Regions from separate parts of the Homo sapiens genome. Here region 1 is linked to region 2. Evidence: read pairs that join two places in POLR2A ChIA-PET (ENCODE). Cell type or tissue: PC-9. All regions are shown on one strand.

Region 1 (8,000 bases), 690 kb after region 2:
CTTGGCTACTGTGAATAATGCTGCAATCAATTATTATTCTATTCGTGCTTAATTATCCCATTTTTGGCGAGTGGGTACCTCTTCAAATCAATGTTGCTCTTCTTTTGACAAGACTCTAATAATCTCTGGCAACTTCCTTCTATCTAGTTTGACAAATTTGTATCCTGTAACACACAGGTTAGGATAATGTACAAAATAAGCATGGAAAATTTTTCCCAAGGAGGCTTGGTCCTTTTAGTGGGACATGGTAGTTAGAAATCACAATCTGGGGTCCAGAGGTGCTCATTATTATTGGATTGATCATTGTTTCTAGGCCTTCTCAGTTGACTCTGCTAGGAAGTAGATTATTTTAAATTAATCATAAGTCCATACTTATAATAGTTTCTATTCAAATTTAGAATTTTTGCTTAATATTTGATTTTTATGTTTGTGACTTTGTTCTATTATACTGAAAATCTTGGATCCTAATGTTAACATAGTTGCTTATTTGCTTCATCCTACCTATGTATAATAGTTTCAGAATAATAGTATCTATAATATTACTAACAATATGATTACCAAAGAGAGTTTATTTTTGCAGGGTGTTTTGCTATTGTTCCCTACATAGAGTATATCTCTCAATAGTCCTACTGTTAAATACTATATTTTAGAGTCTCCTGAAATAATTCTGTGAGTTTTGCCATGAAACTGATACATAGTTGTTATCATTTGTCTTTTTTTAAGAAGTGCTTTCTCCGGCCGGGCGTGGTGGCTCACGCCTGTAATCCCAGCACTTTGGGAGGCCAAGGCAGGCGGATCACGAAGTCAGGAGATCGAGACCATCCTGGCTAACACGGTGAAACCCCGTGTCTACTAAAAATACAAAAAATTAGCCAGGCATGGTGGCAGGCATCTGTAGTCCCAGCTACTCAGGAAGCTGAGGCAGGAGAATGGTGTGAACCTGGGAGGCAGAGCTTGCAGTGAGCCGAGATCACGCCACTGCACTCCAGCCTGGGTGACAGAACAAGACTCCATCTCAAAAAAAAAAAAAAGTGCTTTCCCATTTTAATTTTGTTTTATAACTATGTATAATATTTACATTCCAAAATCAAATCTAGCAAGTTGTCTATTCAGAGAAGCCTAGCTTCTATTTCTGACCCGTCTGCCCAGTCTCTCCCTCTCTCAAAGGGAATATTTTTATTTGTTTATTTTTGGTTTATTTTATTTTTTATGAGGATTTTTTCTTTTTTGTTTCCCAAGACTTTTTTTGACATATAATTGACAAATAAAAATTGTATGTGTTTAAGGTATACAATGTGATGATTTGATAAATGTATACATTATGAAATGATTACCACAATCAAATTAACATGTTACTTCATATCATTGTCATTTTTGTGTTGTGACAAAAGCATTTAAGATCTACTCTCTTAGCAAATTTTAAATATATAACACAGTGATATTAACTGTAGTCACCATGCTGTACATTAGATCTCCAGAACTTTTTCATCTTATAACTGAAAGTTTGCACCCTTTGACAAACATCTCTCTCTTTCTACCCCATTTTATTAATTTATTTACTTTTGATGTAATGATTTATTTTTCTGCCTTTTTTTTTTTTTTTTTGAAATGGAGTCTTGCTCTGTCGCCCAGGCTGGAGTGCAGTGGCGTGATCTCGGCTCACTGCAAGCTCCACCTCCTGGGTTCACGCCATTCTCCTGCATCAGTCTCCTGAGTAGCTGGGACTACAAGCGCCCACCACCATGCCCAGCTAATTTTTCGTATTTTTTAGTAGAGACGGGGTTTCATCGTGTTGGCCAGGATGGTCTCGATCTCCTGACCTAGTGATCCACCTGCCTCAGCCTCCCAAAGTGCTGGGATTACAGGCGTGAACCACCGCACCTGGTCATATTTTTCTGCATTTTAATATATAAGCAAACACACGCACACACAGATGAATACTTGTCTTTCTTAAACAGTAGCATACAATACATATTTTTTCCTTCCTACTTTTCCATCTTAACTATATATCCTGGAAATCACTCCATAACAGCACGTAAAGATGGCCCTCATTATTTTTCACAACTGCATAGTACTCCATTGTGAGGATATACCATAACTGATTCAACTAGTCCCCTAGTGATGGGCAGAATAAAATAGAATTTAAGGTAAAAGGCATTACAAGGGTCAAAGTGGGATGGACATTCCATACTGATAAAATCAACAATTCATTAAGAAGATATAATAACTGGGAAATTCAATATAGTTAAAAGCACAGACTTGAAATAGAAGAAGCAGATCAGAGAGAGCCCTCTGGCCTCAGGTGTTTTCTTTCTCCCTCTAGACTGAGTTCCTGAAAGGCCAGGATTGCAGCGGTTTTTTACCCCTGCCCCACTAGGGCCTACCACATGCCTGGCATGGAGACAGCCCCAATAAATGTTGATTAAATAATGCATAGGTGCCAGAGGTCAGAATCATACAAGCTTTATGCTACTGGGAAAGAACAGAAGCCCAAAGATGGTCAAGAAGCAAGCGAGTATCAGCTGGAGATAGGCTCCCTAAACTTCTGGCCTTTCAGCCAGGACTCTGACCTCATGGACCCATAATGAGCTGTCAAAAGCAAACAAAACTGACCACATTCGTCACACATAAAAAGCAGGTGATCCCTGGGAGTTCACTGAGGAAAACAGTACGAATAGGGGGCTGCTTGGAGTTCTTCATCCGAAGCGTCGGTCAGACCAGAGCTGGCGGCCGGAGCATGTCGGGTGGTGGGAGATAACTGTGCCACTGGCTCTTCCCTCCTGGGCTTCCACTTGATACGCCACACTCAGCTTGTGTTCAGGTGACCGTGCTAAGGGGTCTAGGCTTTTCATCCCTCTCCACGTTGCCCTGCAGAGTGAAAGCTGGCTTTTGGCGCAGAATGCTCCATCATGGGATGGGGAGAAGGGAGGGAAAAAAAAGAGGGTGCTGGGGAGAGAGAGGACAGTGCAGAAGGGCAGGGGGATAACAGATGAGGCTAAATTAATTTTGGAAACCATTAAATCTTTGAAAAGAGAGCGTGTTTTCAGCAGGGACAGTGAATCACTGTGATTTGCAGAAACAGGCACAAAGCAATTAGCCATCTGGATGCTGTGGCTTCCAGCCCCCCAGCGGAAACTTGAAGCAAGCGGAAGGCTGGTCATTACACAGCCCAGGCCCAGCACTCCAGGCCCCACAGATAACTCTGTGCCTCCAGCCGGCTGGGAGCCCAGAGGCCTAGGACAAAGGGCAACTTGGCAAGAGATACAAAAAAAAAATGGGCAGGAAAGGCAACACCAGCCACAGGGGGCCGGTACAACTTCCTTCTTCCTATAAGCGTCCTTCAGAATTCATCATGACCAAGTGAGTAGTTCACTCACTTGATAAGCATTTATTAATCACCTACTATCTCCCAGGACTTGTGCTAGTACATAAATGATGTCATTTCATCCTCACAACATGCATATGAGGAGTTCTGCCCATTGCACAATCCCAAGAGGACCCATCACATGGCATTCAATGTGAATAGCACTCCCAGGAGTTAGAAAGCAGAGTAGCTTTGCCTGAAAATACCTTAAAAAGAGAGTATTATCTTGTTTTTTCTTCAATGAGGAAATCAAAACAGAAAAAGAGGAAAGGAATTTGCTCAAGGTAAGTTTGCAAATTGCTCCTCTGTACAGCTCTAAAGTTGTGTGAACCAAAGGAATACACAAGAGTGTGAAAAGGTTTTATAAACTGTAGAGTACCATATACAGCTGAACTACTCTTAGAAGGCAGTTACCTTAGCTTCCTCCGACCCTCTGTGACCGTAAGGTACTGCCCTTTGATTCATTTCTAGAAATTGCTAGAAGTATTGGACAAGCCCAATCAGGAAAAGGGTTAGCAAACCTTTCCAGGAGGAGAACGCACAACTGAGCAGAAAGAGCTGTGCTCAGGGAAGCCTGACTGTAATGTACTGTGATTTATGCACTAAGAAAATCTTGACACTATTCTCCATCAATTGCCCCCATGTGGGCGCAAGAAAGCCATATGGAGCAAAACACTGGCAGAGGGAGCCCACTTCCAGCAAAGAGAGAGAAGCAACGAAGAAAGAGCACCCCTTAATTGACTAGAGGCCAACACCCCCACACAGAGGTGCCCATGTCCTTTCGCCTGCCTGAGTTTACTGTGGGACCATGGACCGAACCTTCTTGCTCCACACTTCGGTGGCACCACTCCAGAGCCTCAGCCAAGAGCTGTGTAGCCCAGCTCAGGACTCTGTGGTGGCCTAGAAAGCCCCAGACTACGATGGCCAAGGGCTTTCCATTTGCTGTCTACATCTGCCGTCCACCCAGCTGCTGCTGAAGACACCGGATCTCCCACAAGGAAACAGTACAGCAGAGTGAAGAGAGCATCATCCAGGGAGCAGATAACCTGGGGGAGAATCCCAGCCCTACCTCTCTCTGGCTGTGACCTTGGGCGAGGTGGTTGACCTCTCACCTTGCTTTCTTTCTGTACAAAATGGAATCGGGTTCCTGACCTCACAGGGTATGGTGAGGATTGAGTGAGCTCACAGGTGCCCTTGGGGAAGAGGCAAGTAATGGAGCTAGTGCAGAAAGTTTAAACAATAAGAAGGGGTGTGTGGCCACTGCCAGGTCCAGGGAAGGTTCCTGATTCAGTCCTGGCTGCCACAGGAATGCAAGCTTGGTGTTGGCAGATCCTTTTATTTGTCAAGAAAAATCAGATATCTGGATTTTTATGTGAACTTTTCCAATTTTCAAAAGCCTGTGAGGACAGAACAACGCATATCTGCAGACTGTCAGGGTGCAAACTCGGATGACTATGACATTCCTGCAGCGCTCTTGGCCTGGTCCCTGCCTGGTGCCTTCCTCCTCTCCCCATTCTACCTCTTCCTGGCTAGCTCCCTAAGGCCCTGCCTTTCCCCCTGGTGTCTGTCGCCCTCATTGTAAAGTGGGCAGAGGCCAGCTCAGTCCTGGGGTGGCCAGAATTCAAGGCCCTGGGGCTGAGGGAGGGCAGGTCGGGTGGCACTATGAGGACAGGTGTTCTCAGCAGAAGCAGGTTAGGTACAGGACTGTTACCTGGAAGCCCTACTGAGCCTCTTCCCCAACAGGGAGGGGGAAAGGTGGGGAGCAGGCAGATACCTGCAGCCACAAAATGAATGAACGAATGAACAACGAACAGCCCAACCACCGCTGCCTCAGGTGGAAGTTGGCAGCTGTGCGGTAGGATGGCAGATTATCTGGGGCTCTTCTCAATCAATAATGTTGAGGGAGCACCCAGAAAAGTCTTCTTGCAAAAGTTGGTGGGGCCTTTGGTAGGCCCAGCCCAGCAAACCGGCTCAGGGCCAGGACCCAGTGAAGCCAGCCGCCTCCCGGCGCCCAATCTCCATCTTGGGCCTCGGATTAGAATCAGCCGCCCCCGCCCCGCGCCTTCCCGAGAGCCCCGCCGGGGCTGCCGGAAGCGGGGGTGCAGGGCGCGGGCATGGGGGTGTGCCCTTGCATCAAGGCCCTTCCCAGAAGGGGCAGCGCCTTCCCAGCACCGGCCTGCTGGTCTCCCCCGCGCCCGCCCTTCCCGGATATCCCGGCGACGCGCTGCAGCCTTTCCCGGGCGGCTCGGGTTGGCGAGGTCCGGGAGCCCTCGGTGCCGCGATGGGAAGTGCTTGCCCACGGCCCGGCCTGGGGACACACTCCCGCGCCCTCCAGGCCCCTGAGCTGTTCCTGGGAAAGGGCGTGAACGAAGCTCCCGCACAACCCCTTTCTTTCTCTTGGCACTTCCCAGTAAACCCTCCAGGTGTCCAGGTGGGGCACTTTCCACTGCCGGGCTCAGCCCTGGGTCTGGGTCTGCGGCCCGTCCCTTCGCTGCAGAGCGCGGTGCAATCGCGGTGGGGTTGGAAGGGGTCAGGGCTCCTGCCGAGCCAAGTCTCCTCCTCTGCCTGGGCAGCTACACGACTGGACCTCAGTGCCCACTACATGGACAAGCCTTGAAACTCATCCATCCAAACATCAGATAAACCTAAACTGAGAGACATTTCACAAAACTACACAAAGATGAAGAAGGGCTGAGGAACTGCACCAGACCGAAGGAAAGGAAAGAGACAGAACAACTAGATGCAGTGCGTGATCCCAGCTTGCATCTTGGATGGGGGGGAAATTGCTGTTAAGGACATAATTGGCAAAATTTGCATGTGGATTATATAACAGTAATATTGTATCAATGTTAAATTTCCTGAATTGGATCATTGAAACGTGGTTATGAAAAAGAATGTCCTTGGTTTGGCTTCTCTGAAGTATTTAGGGATAAAGGGACATGTCTGCAACTTCACCTCAAAATGGTTCAGAAATAAAATATAAGTACATTATTATTCCCCAAACAATTAAGCATATGGCTATTGTATGGCCCAGAAATTCCGCTCCTAGGTGTATGTCCCAGAGAAATGAAACATATGTCCACACAAAAACTTGTACGGGAATGTTCATAGCAGCATTAATCATAATAGTCAAAATACAGAAACAACCCCATGTCCATCAAGTGATGAATGGATAGCCACAATGAGATACATCCATATATTAGACTGTAATAAAGCCATAAAAATGAATGAAGGGCTGATACATGCTACAAATGGACGAATCTTGAAAACATTATGCTAAGTGAAAAAAGTGAGTCACTAAAGACTACAGATTATATGACTGTGTTTATATGCAATGTCCAGAATAGACATTGTAGTCTATTCTGTCTATATAGAGACTACATATTATAGTCTATAAAGACAGAGAGTAGGTTAGTGGTTGCTTAGGGCTGAGGTGAATTGGGTTTAGGGAGGTGATAGCTAAAAGAGGTACAGGGTTTTGTTTTTTGGTTTGTTTTTCTTTTTTTGAGATAGGGTCTCACTCTGTCACCCAGGCTGGAGTGCAGTGGTGCAATCATGGCTCACTGCAGCCTCAACCTCCTGGGATCCTCCTGCCTCAGCCTCCCCAGGAGATGGGACCAAAGGCACATGCCACCACACCTGGCTAATTTATTTTTTATAAAGATAGGGTCTTGCCTTGTTGCCCAGGCTGGTCTCGAACTCCTGGGCTCAAGCAATTCCCCCCCACCTTGGCCCCCCAAGGTGCTGGGATGATTACAGGTATAAGCCACCACGCCTGGCCCAGAGTTTCTTTTTTAGGTGATGAAAATATTCTAAAATTTGCTGTGTGGTAATGGTTGCATATATGGTATATGACTTGTATCTCAACAAAGCTGTTATAATAATAATAATAATAATATGTATTTATGTAGACAGACAAAAAGAGAAAGTGATTGATAAAGCAAATGTGGCAAAACATTAATGACTATTGAAACTGGGGAAAGGATATTCAGAAATTAATTGTACTATTCTTGTATCTGTCCTGAGTGATATGGTTTGTCCCCAACCAAATCTCATCTTGAATTGTAGTTCCCATAATCCCCACATATCATGGGAGAGACCCAGTGGGAGGCAATTTAATCATGGGGGCAGTTACCCTCATGCTGTTCTCATGATAGTGAGTGAGTTCTCACGAGATCTGATGGTTTTATAAGGGGCTTTTCCCCCTTTTGGTTGGCACTTCTCCTTGCTGCCGCCATGTGAAGAAGGACGTGTTTGCTTCCCCTTCTGCCATGATTATAAGTTTCCTGAGGCCTCCCCAGCCATGCTGAACTGTGAGTCAATTAAACCTCTTTCCTTTATAAATTTCCTACTCTCAGGTATGTCTTCATTAGAAGCATGAGAATGGACTAATATACTGAGACTGAAATTACTTCAAAATTTTAAAAGTTTATTATTTTATTTATTTTTTGAGATGGAATCTTACTCTATTACCCAGGCTGGAGTGCAGCGGTGAGATCTCAGCTCACTGCCACCTCTGCCTCCTGGGTTCAAGTGATTCTCTTGCCTCAGCCTCCTGAATATCTGAGATTACAGGCATGCACCATGACACCTGGCTATTTTTTTTTTTTTTTTTTTTTTTTTTTTTGAGATGAAG
Region 2 (8,000 bases):
GGGGCCAATGTCCAGTTGTCCAAGCTTACCTGTGCCAAGAGAGGACCCGGGTGGCTCTGCAAGGCCCTCTTTCTAGTCAGAAGAGACCCGGCCAGCCCCAGAATCTGAGGAGTCACTGGAACGTCATCAGGGACTAGGAGAGGAAAAGGCCCCCATGGCGCTCCCCTCTCTCCAGATCCAAGCTCTTTCTTTGTCTCTTTTTGATGCGAAATTCACATAACATAAAAATTAACCATTTTAGGCCAGGCATGGTGGCTCATGCCTGTAATCCCAGCACTTTGGGAGACCAAGGTGGGTGAATGACATGAGGCCAGGAGTTCGAGACCAGCCTGGCCAACATGGAGAAAGCCCATCTCCACAAAATAAATAAAAAACAACGAAATTGACCATTTTAAAGTGAACAATTCAGTGGCATTTAGCACATTCACGACGCTGTGCAGCTACCACTTTTATCTAGTTCCAACACTCTCATCACTCCAAAGAGAAACCCCATCCCTGTTAAGCAGCCAGTGTCGCTTTTCGCCCTCTTCCTAGCCCCGGACAGCCACCAATCTGTGTTCTGTCTCTTTGGGTTTACCCAGTCTGGTAATGGAATAAATGGAATCATACAACATGTGGCCTTTTGTGTCTGGGTCCAAGTTATTTTCCATTACTCCCTGAGGAAGGAGGAGGAGAAGGGACCTCTTCTGCCTTTGTCTCCCTCCCCGTCCCTTGTCCACCTTGCCCTGTGCGCCCACCAGCAGCACCTGTGGCTCAGCTCCTCCATTCTATGCTATTTCCTATTTCTCTTTTTTATTTTTTGAAAAAGGGACTCACTCTGTTGCCCAGGCTGGAGTGCAGTGACGTGACCGTAGCTCACTGCAGCCTCAACCTCCCAGGCTCAAGTGACACTCCCACCTCAGCCTCCTGAGTAGCTGGGACTACAGCATGCACCACTACGGCCAACTAATTTTTAAAACTTGTTTTTTGTAGAGACTGAGTTTCGCCATGTTGCCCAGGCTGGTCTCGAATTCTTGGCCTCAAGTGATCCTCCTGCCTCTGCCTCCCAATGTGCTGGGATCACAGGCATGAGCCACCATACTCAGCCTCCTATTCCTTTTTTTTTTTTTCAATTTTGTACATTTTTAATTCTAAATTTTCTCATTACACAAATAAAAAGTGAAGTAATAGCTGTTGAAATGTTGGCTCTATTAGCATAAAAAGAATTTGCAAACGGTTAAATATTTCCAATTTCATATCAATGTCATCAGTTGCTTTGAAGGAAAAAAACAGTTAATTCCAATAGTGTTTGATTTTTATTTTTCATCTAATTCATAACATCCTATTCCTTTTAATTACCCTTAGCAGAGTACTTTGAGGAGTCATAGATGCATTCAACAAATAGCCCATAGGCTAGCAGCGGGGAGAGACAGGTTAAGTGTCATTAAAACTGTGATAAGGCAACACTAGCAGTTTTACAGAGAGCCAGGGGACCCAGAGGAGAGACAACTAATTCAGCCTGGAGGTGAGGCTGGTGAGGGAAGACAACACGGAGGAGACAGATGCGGGGCGGGGGAGGGCAGGCCGGGTCTGTCTTGTTCACTGTTCCTCAGCACTCAGGGTAGTTCCTGGCAACTAGAACGGGGATGAGTGAACAAGTTAATGAATCAAGCAGGCAATCTATCAGCCAAGAGCTGAAGAATTAATAGGAGTTGTCTCTACCAGAAAAAATGGGTAGAGCATATCTGGAGACTTGTAGGCAAGAGGGTCAGCCCTTTTATTACACTGAGTGGTATTTCGGTCTAGATGAAGGTTGAAGAAGATGGGGGGTAAGGACAGAAGAAGTTGGGGCCAGATCATGCAGGGCCTTGGAAGCGACATAAAGGAGTTTGACTGAGTAAAAAGAGCGACCTGAGTAAAAAGAGGGACCACTGAAGGGTTTTGCGCAGATGTACGTTTTAGAAACACATCTGTCTAATCCAGGCTAGGGATAATGATGACCTAACGAGGCTCCCAGCAGACAGAACGTCATTCTTGCACTCCTGCTATTGGTGTTCTACTGGAAAACAGAGGTGTTTAATCAAAAATAACCATAAAAAAATTAATGAATTAATCATAAGGATGCAAGGTGCTCTGAGGGATGCTATGAGTCAAGAAAATCCTTCTCAAGACCAGGAGGGACTTTGAAATCAAAACTTGGGAGATGAACAGGAGTTGGCCAACACTGAAGCTTTTGGGAACGTCCTGAGCAACCTGTGGTGAAGGAAGTGAGAGAAGTCCAGGGTAGTTGCGGTGAAGAGTGTGAGGCTGGGAGACTGATCGGATGAGGCTGGGGCGATAAGTAGGGCTCAGACCAGAACGACCCTATTACACATTTTGGACTTACCCTAAGCAAAATAGGAAGTCCTTGATGATGTAAACAGGACCCTATTTTGAAAAATAGGATTAATTGCATTTCTCTTTTGCATTTCTGTGCATGTGACCTTCTTCCTGCTCAGCTCAAACATCTGCTTCCTTGGGGAAAGGGACTAGGATTATCAAAGAAAAAAATGGAGAGGAAGATAATGAATAGCTTCTGACCTCCAAAATAAGATTTTTCAGCCAGACAATAGTCTCAAAAGACATTATTTTTAAAAGAAAAAAGATGTTCTGTTGTCTTTAGCTCCCTCTTTAAGATATCAAGAAGCCCTGACAGAATTAATCATGGGGCTTTACCTAAAGAAAAGAATAGAAGAGAAACCCCTGACCTTTAGTCCAAAGGATGGCAAGGAGGAGGCCAGAGAGAAAGCAGGTGGGAAGGAAGTCAGATATGCGTCCTAATCTTCTATCTTCCATTGGAAGTCCCAGAGGGTGAAGATGCCTTAGAAGAGAGAGGAACAGGTGGTCCTTTTAGGTCCCTGGGAAGAGATTTCCTTGAATATCTATCCAGAGGTCTTCACATCAAAGTAAACTTGGTGGTTTGGTGTGGTTAGTCACAGAGAGGGTTTGAACTTAACCTTCTCAAGCCACCCTGGGTTCCCATGTGGTGTGAAAATGATGTCTACGCTAGATCTTTAGCTGTGGTTTTTGCTTAAGAAACTGACTAGAAGCAAATAGATTGAAAACCTACCAAGCTTTTAAAGAAAATGTATAAAATTTTTTTTAAAAAGCAGTGAGTATGGTCTGTCATAACCTTAACAGTTAAATCCTAAAACAATCCAGGGGCCCCAGAACCTGCCGCAGCAAGAAGTAGGCTGTGAATACCCGGGGAGCCCACTCACCAATGCCCATATCGAGGGTGGCCATGGAGGTTAGTGAACCAGGAAGAACCTCCCAGAAGGAAGAGCCCAGAGACACAGACAATGAACAAAATAATTATTCCCAGAGAGCAAATTTTTCCCCCAACCTCTGGCTCCAGACTTTCAGATAAGAGAAGAAAACCTTGTATGTTCAAGGTTCTGTTGATTTGGGTTTTCAGGCACAGGCGGCTGCATGGAATCCTAACGGAAGTACCTCTCCAATAGGCTTGGAGTAGGAGCCTGAAGTAATCAGTTTGGTTTTAGGGACCCAGAACCTGCAGCAGCAGCAGGAAATAGCAGGCTGTGAACACTCATATCAGTTTGTTTTGGCTGCAAAGTGGGGACTGGAGATGACTGTGGTTGTCTGGATGAGAGATGAGAGGGGCTTATACTAGGATGGAGGCAGTGGGGCAGGATAGAACATTCACACGGGGAGCAGACAGGACTTGGGGGTGTCTGCATTGATATGAGGACTGAGCAAGAGATGAGAGTCAAGGACAGGGAGAGGAAAGTTAAAAACAGAAAAAGGCATTTCACAGAAAAAGTGGTTAGCAGTGCCAAATGCTGGGCAGTAATCAAAGATGATAAGGGCTGAGATGTGTCTGTGTAAGATTTTGTCACAAGGAAGTACAGAGGCTCAGGGCAGAGAGGGGAAGCCAGACTTCAGCGGGCTGACAGAAGAGTGGCAGTGAGGAAGTGGATGCAGTAAGTAAACATAACTTCACAAGACTCTCAGCTGTGAAGCTGAAATGCGAGTGGGGCCAAGGTCGGTTTTTGTCATGTTTAAGATGGATGATACTTGATCACATTTAATGCTGATGGGAAAGGGCCCTTGAAAAGACTGACGTCAACCACAAAATAAGAATAGGAGGAAGCTGGTGGAAGAGGGTCCCTGAGAAGAAGGAGCACGGTGGGTACCCAGAGCTGGGCAAAGGAAGGGGCTTGGGGGCAGGAGGGGCCCTTCTCTGTCAAATCAGGAGAAGGAGGGAAGGTGGGAGACAGATGGCAGCGATGGGAGATGGAGGAGATGCCCTCTGATGGCCTCCATTTTCTGTGAGGTGGAAGGTGACATCGTCTGTAGAAAGTGAGGGGGCTGGGGGGCCTGAGAAGAGGGGAGCCCCTCTGGGGAACAAGAGAACACTGGCCGGGAAAACACAGAGGGCTCAGGACCAGGGCAGGGTGGAAACATGACGTGATGGTGGCACCCATCTGCACGTCCTCCAGCTCCTGGCATTAAATGCCTAAAACCGAACTCAGGACCTGGGCCTCCTGCCCCCGACCCAGCTCCTCCTCTTGCCTCCCAGTTTTTATTCCTGGAACCAGACCTCTCAGACTCGGCTTCCCCAGGAACGTCCTTCTGACATCACTGCTAGTGCGGACTCTTGCGGGGCCTCCTTCCTCCCCCCGCCCACCTTTCCTGCACACCTGCAGCAATAACCTCTCTAGAGTGGGACTGCGGCTGTGTCACCCCTCCGCCATGCAGCTGCCCCATTTGCAGCTTCCAATACCTAGAAATAAATCTCTCATTTCTTCTTACTTTTGGGGTCTGTTTAAATGCCACTGATTCTGGAAAGCCCTTTCTAACCATCCCCCAGACTAGGGAAAGTCCCCTTGGTACCTGCCCCCATGGTGCCTTATACATCTCTGTGAGACACTCGTGAACCTGTAATTACTTATTCTACAATGGCCAGTAGCCAGGACAATGGCCTGGGGTGGGGGTGGGGGCCCTAAGGCTTCCTTGTCCCCTCTGTCTTCCTGGAGCCGAGAACAGTGCCTAGCACAAATAGGCACTCAATAAAAGGCGTTGATAGACTGACTATAGAAAGGTTCAAGCCTGCCTTAGGTTGGCAGCTTAAATTTCCAACATCCCCAATCAGCCCATGCTCAGGACATCCAGGCCTCCTGCACAGCCCCCAAAGCCAACCCATGTTCTCTTCCCCTTGTGTTAGATTGTTCCCTTGGCCAGGCACGCTTGCTCTCTTCTTTATCCATTTTTTTTTTTTTTTTTTTTTTTGAGGCAGGGTCTCACTTTGCTGTCCAGGCTGGAATGCAGTGGCATTATCACAATTCACTGCAGCCTCCACCTCCTGGGCTCAAGCGGTCCTCCCACCTCAGCCTCCTGAGTAGCTGGGATCACAGGTGTATGCAACCATGCCCAGCTAATTTTTTAAGTTTTTATAGAGACGAGGTCTTGTCGTGTTACCCAGGCTGGTCTTGAACTCCTGGCCTCAAGTGATCCACCTGCCTTGGGCCTCCTGAAGTGCTGGGATTACAGGTGTGAGCCACCGTGCCCGGCTCCACTCCATCTTACCCATAGCCATCCCACTTTCAGGCTCCAATTTAGGATCCTCTCCTCCATGGAATTGTCTCTGAAATCCCCCCACCTGCCACAGGCCAAAATGTCTGTGCTCCTTCTCCTTCCACTCCAACCAGATTGCAACCTCCTTGAGGGCAGCTTCTAGTTTTTAGTTCATTGCTATTTCCAGTGAAAACATTTGGCTGTGAAATAAAGAGACACCTCATTTCTAACACTGGCATCAACAGTGTCTTATAGAACTGTGTCCCAAGAGTGCCTTTGGCGGTGTCATGCACTTAGTAGGAACACAAAAATATTTTTTAATGAATATTTTCTCCCTCATCCCTGTAAGAATATAATGGTGACAGTCTCCAACTGCACACTAATTTTTTTAAATGCGGTTCTCTTATGTTTAAAACACAAGGTGTCTGTTTTTATCAGTGAATGTAGTCTGTCTTTTCAGATTTATTCCATCTTTGAGAAACAAATGCATGCCATTTGCACTGGATCAAGGTAGTAACTGTACTTGCCAGTGGAACAGACACACCACTGTGTAAGAAAAAAGGAATTTCTGGCCGGGTGCAGTAGCTAACCCCTGTAATCCCAGCACTTTGGGAGGCCGAGGCAGGTGGATCACTACAGATCAGGAGTTCGAGACCAGCCTGGCCAACATGGTGAAACCCCATCTTTACTAAAAATACAAAAATTAGCTGGGCTTGGTGGTGCATGCCTGTAGTCCCAGCTACTTGGGAGGCTGAGGCAGAAGAATCACATGAACCCGGGAGGCAGAGGTTGCAGTGAGCCAAGATTGTGCCGCTGCACTCTACCCAAACAATAGAGCGAGACTCCATCTCAAAAATAAATAAAATAAAAAGAAAAAAAAAAAGAGAGAATTTCTAATGGAGTTGAGATTTTCCAACACATCCAGCAACATTTGTCTCTTGGGTTACTGAATGAGACCATTTATATAAAGGCACATGAAAAGGTTACGAAGTATGGAAATAAAGGGGAAACAGTACCACTAGTCTCTATTAGTTTATTTTCTGTGCTAATGTTTCATGATTCTTTTTTAGTTCAGAAAATAGAGTCACTGGGATTCTCAGAAATACTACCTAAATATAAATCCATAGAGACAGAAAGCAGATTGGTGGTTGTCAGGGGTTGGGGAGGGAGGACTGGGGAGTAGTAGCTTAATGGGTTTGGGGTTTTCTTTCTGGGTGATGAAAATATTTTGCAACTAGACAGAGGTGGTAGTTGTATTATACAACATCGTGAAGGTAATAAATGCCACTGAATTGTTCACTCTAAAATGGTTCATTTTCTTCTATATGAATTCCACCACAAAACAAAGATATGTCACCTATATAATACTGAATAGTTTCCAAAGGTCCTGAGGGACAAGGCAGCGTTATGCTCTGAAATAGCAGCAGATCTGAAGGCCCCACAGCAGCCTGTACTTTGCCTTTGGAGAAAGAAGGGGGGTCCCCCGTGTCTAACCAGGGCCCTGTCCTCACAGTGCCCTCAGAGACATTCAGCCGAATGCCACTGCAGTCCAGGCCACTGCGGAGTGTTTGTGTTTTGGTTTGTTTTCCCCTTGGGCTTACAGAAGGACTTGTGAAGGTGTTTAGTTTGGTTAAGGACTTCCCACTTCCAGAGGTGGAGCCTGAAGAAGGTTCTATTTTTTTTCTTCAAGTGAGTGGAACTTTCCAGGGACAACAACTCACAGGCTATGGATAGACTACGGATGCACTTCACTGTGGCCTCTACTCATGAGGGGCCTAATGGACGAGGAGGAGGAGGATCTGCCCAATGGGCAGTCATGGGGTATAGTCCCCTCTCCACTCCAGGAAGGTTTGGCAAAGGCAGAAGCTGACTGCAAAGACTGGATGGGTTGGGTGCAATGGCTCACGCCTATAATCCCAGCATTTTGGGAGGCCGAGACGAGTGGATCACCTGAGGTCAGGAGTTCGAGACCAGCCTGGACAACATGACGAAACTCCGTCTCTACTAAAAATACAAAAAATTAGCTGGGCGTGGTGGTGGGCGCCTGTAATCCCAGCTACTTGGGAGGCTGAGGCAGGAGAATAGCTTGAACCCGGGAGGCAGAGGTTGCAATAAGCCAAGATCACACCACGGCACGCTAGCCTAGGCAACAAGAGCAAAACTCTGTCTCAAAAAAAAAAACCCGAAAAAACAAAAAAAACAAAGAAGACTGGATGGACTTGTCCTAACAGCTCACAGTGTCTCAGGAAACAGTCCTTTAGTTGTCTCATCAGGTGTAAGAACAGCATCCTAGACCAGGTACACAGTTGGCCCTGAAGGCCATCAGACCTGTGTGAGGGCCTGGCAGGGCCCTGTGGCCAGCAGGGGCTGAGCTACCCATGTACAAGTATCCCATTCACCCTTTAAACACACAGGCCAAAAGGAAAATCGCACTCTTCATTTCA

What was found. ChIA-PET counts read pairs that join two places held together with the same protein. Peaks named below come from ENCODE experiments on the same cell type or tissue, not always from the same donor. Only the 100,000 strongest peaks of a DNase experiment are listed, where the experiment ranks them.
Region 1: POLR2A ChIA-PET joins it to region 2 with 25 read pairs; 4 of 35 experiments call an interaction of 5 or more read pairs at or near these places.

The regions. Positions count from the first base shown.
Region 1 is chr2:27,733,219-27,741,218 of GRCh38, reverse strand. It overlaps LOC105374378 (a long non-coding RNA gene), which reads right to left. Exons shown (of 3, transcript NR_160725.1): 3 at 1,932-2,946. Among named protein-coding and RNA genes, the nearest start is that of LINC01460, 21 kb to the right of the region's middle. RefSeq lists a silencer at 5,384-5,553. In PC-9, CTCF peaks have their summits at 5,694 and 5,911; DNase peaks (open chromatin) are centred at 2,438, 3,378 and 5,668; H3K4me3 peaks cover 1,865 bases; H3K27ac peaks cover 4,861 bases.
Region 2 is chr2:28,419,996-28,427,995 of GRCh38, reverse strand. No RefSeq gene overlaps it. Among named protein-coding and RNA genes, the nearest start is that of FOSL2-AS1, 29 kb to the right of the region's middle. In PC-9, no CTCF peak of the experiment used is centred here; no DNase peak of the experiment used is centred here.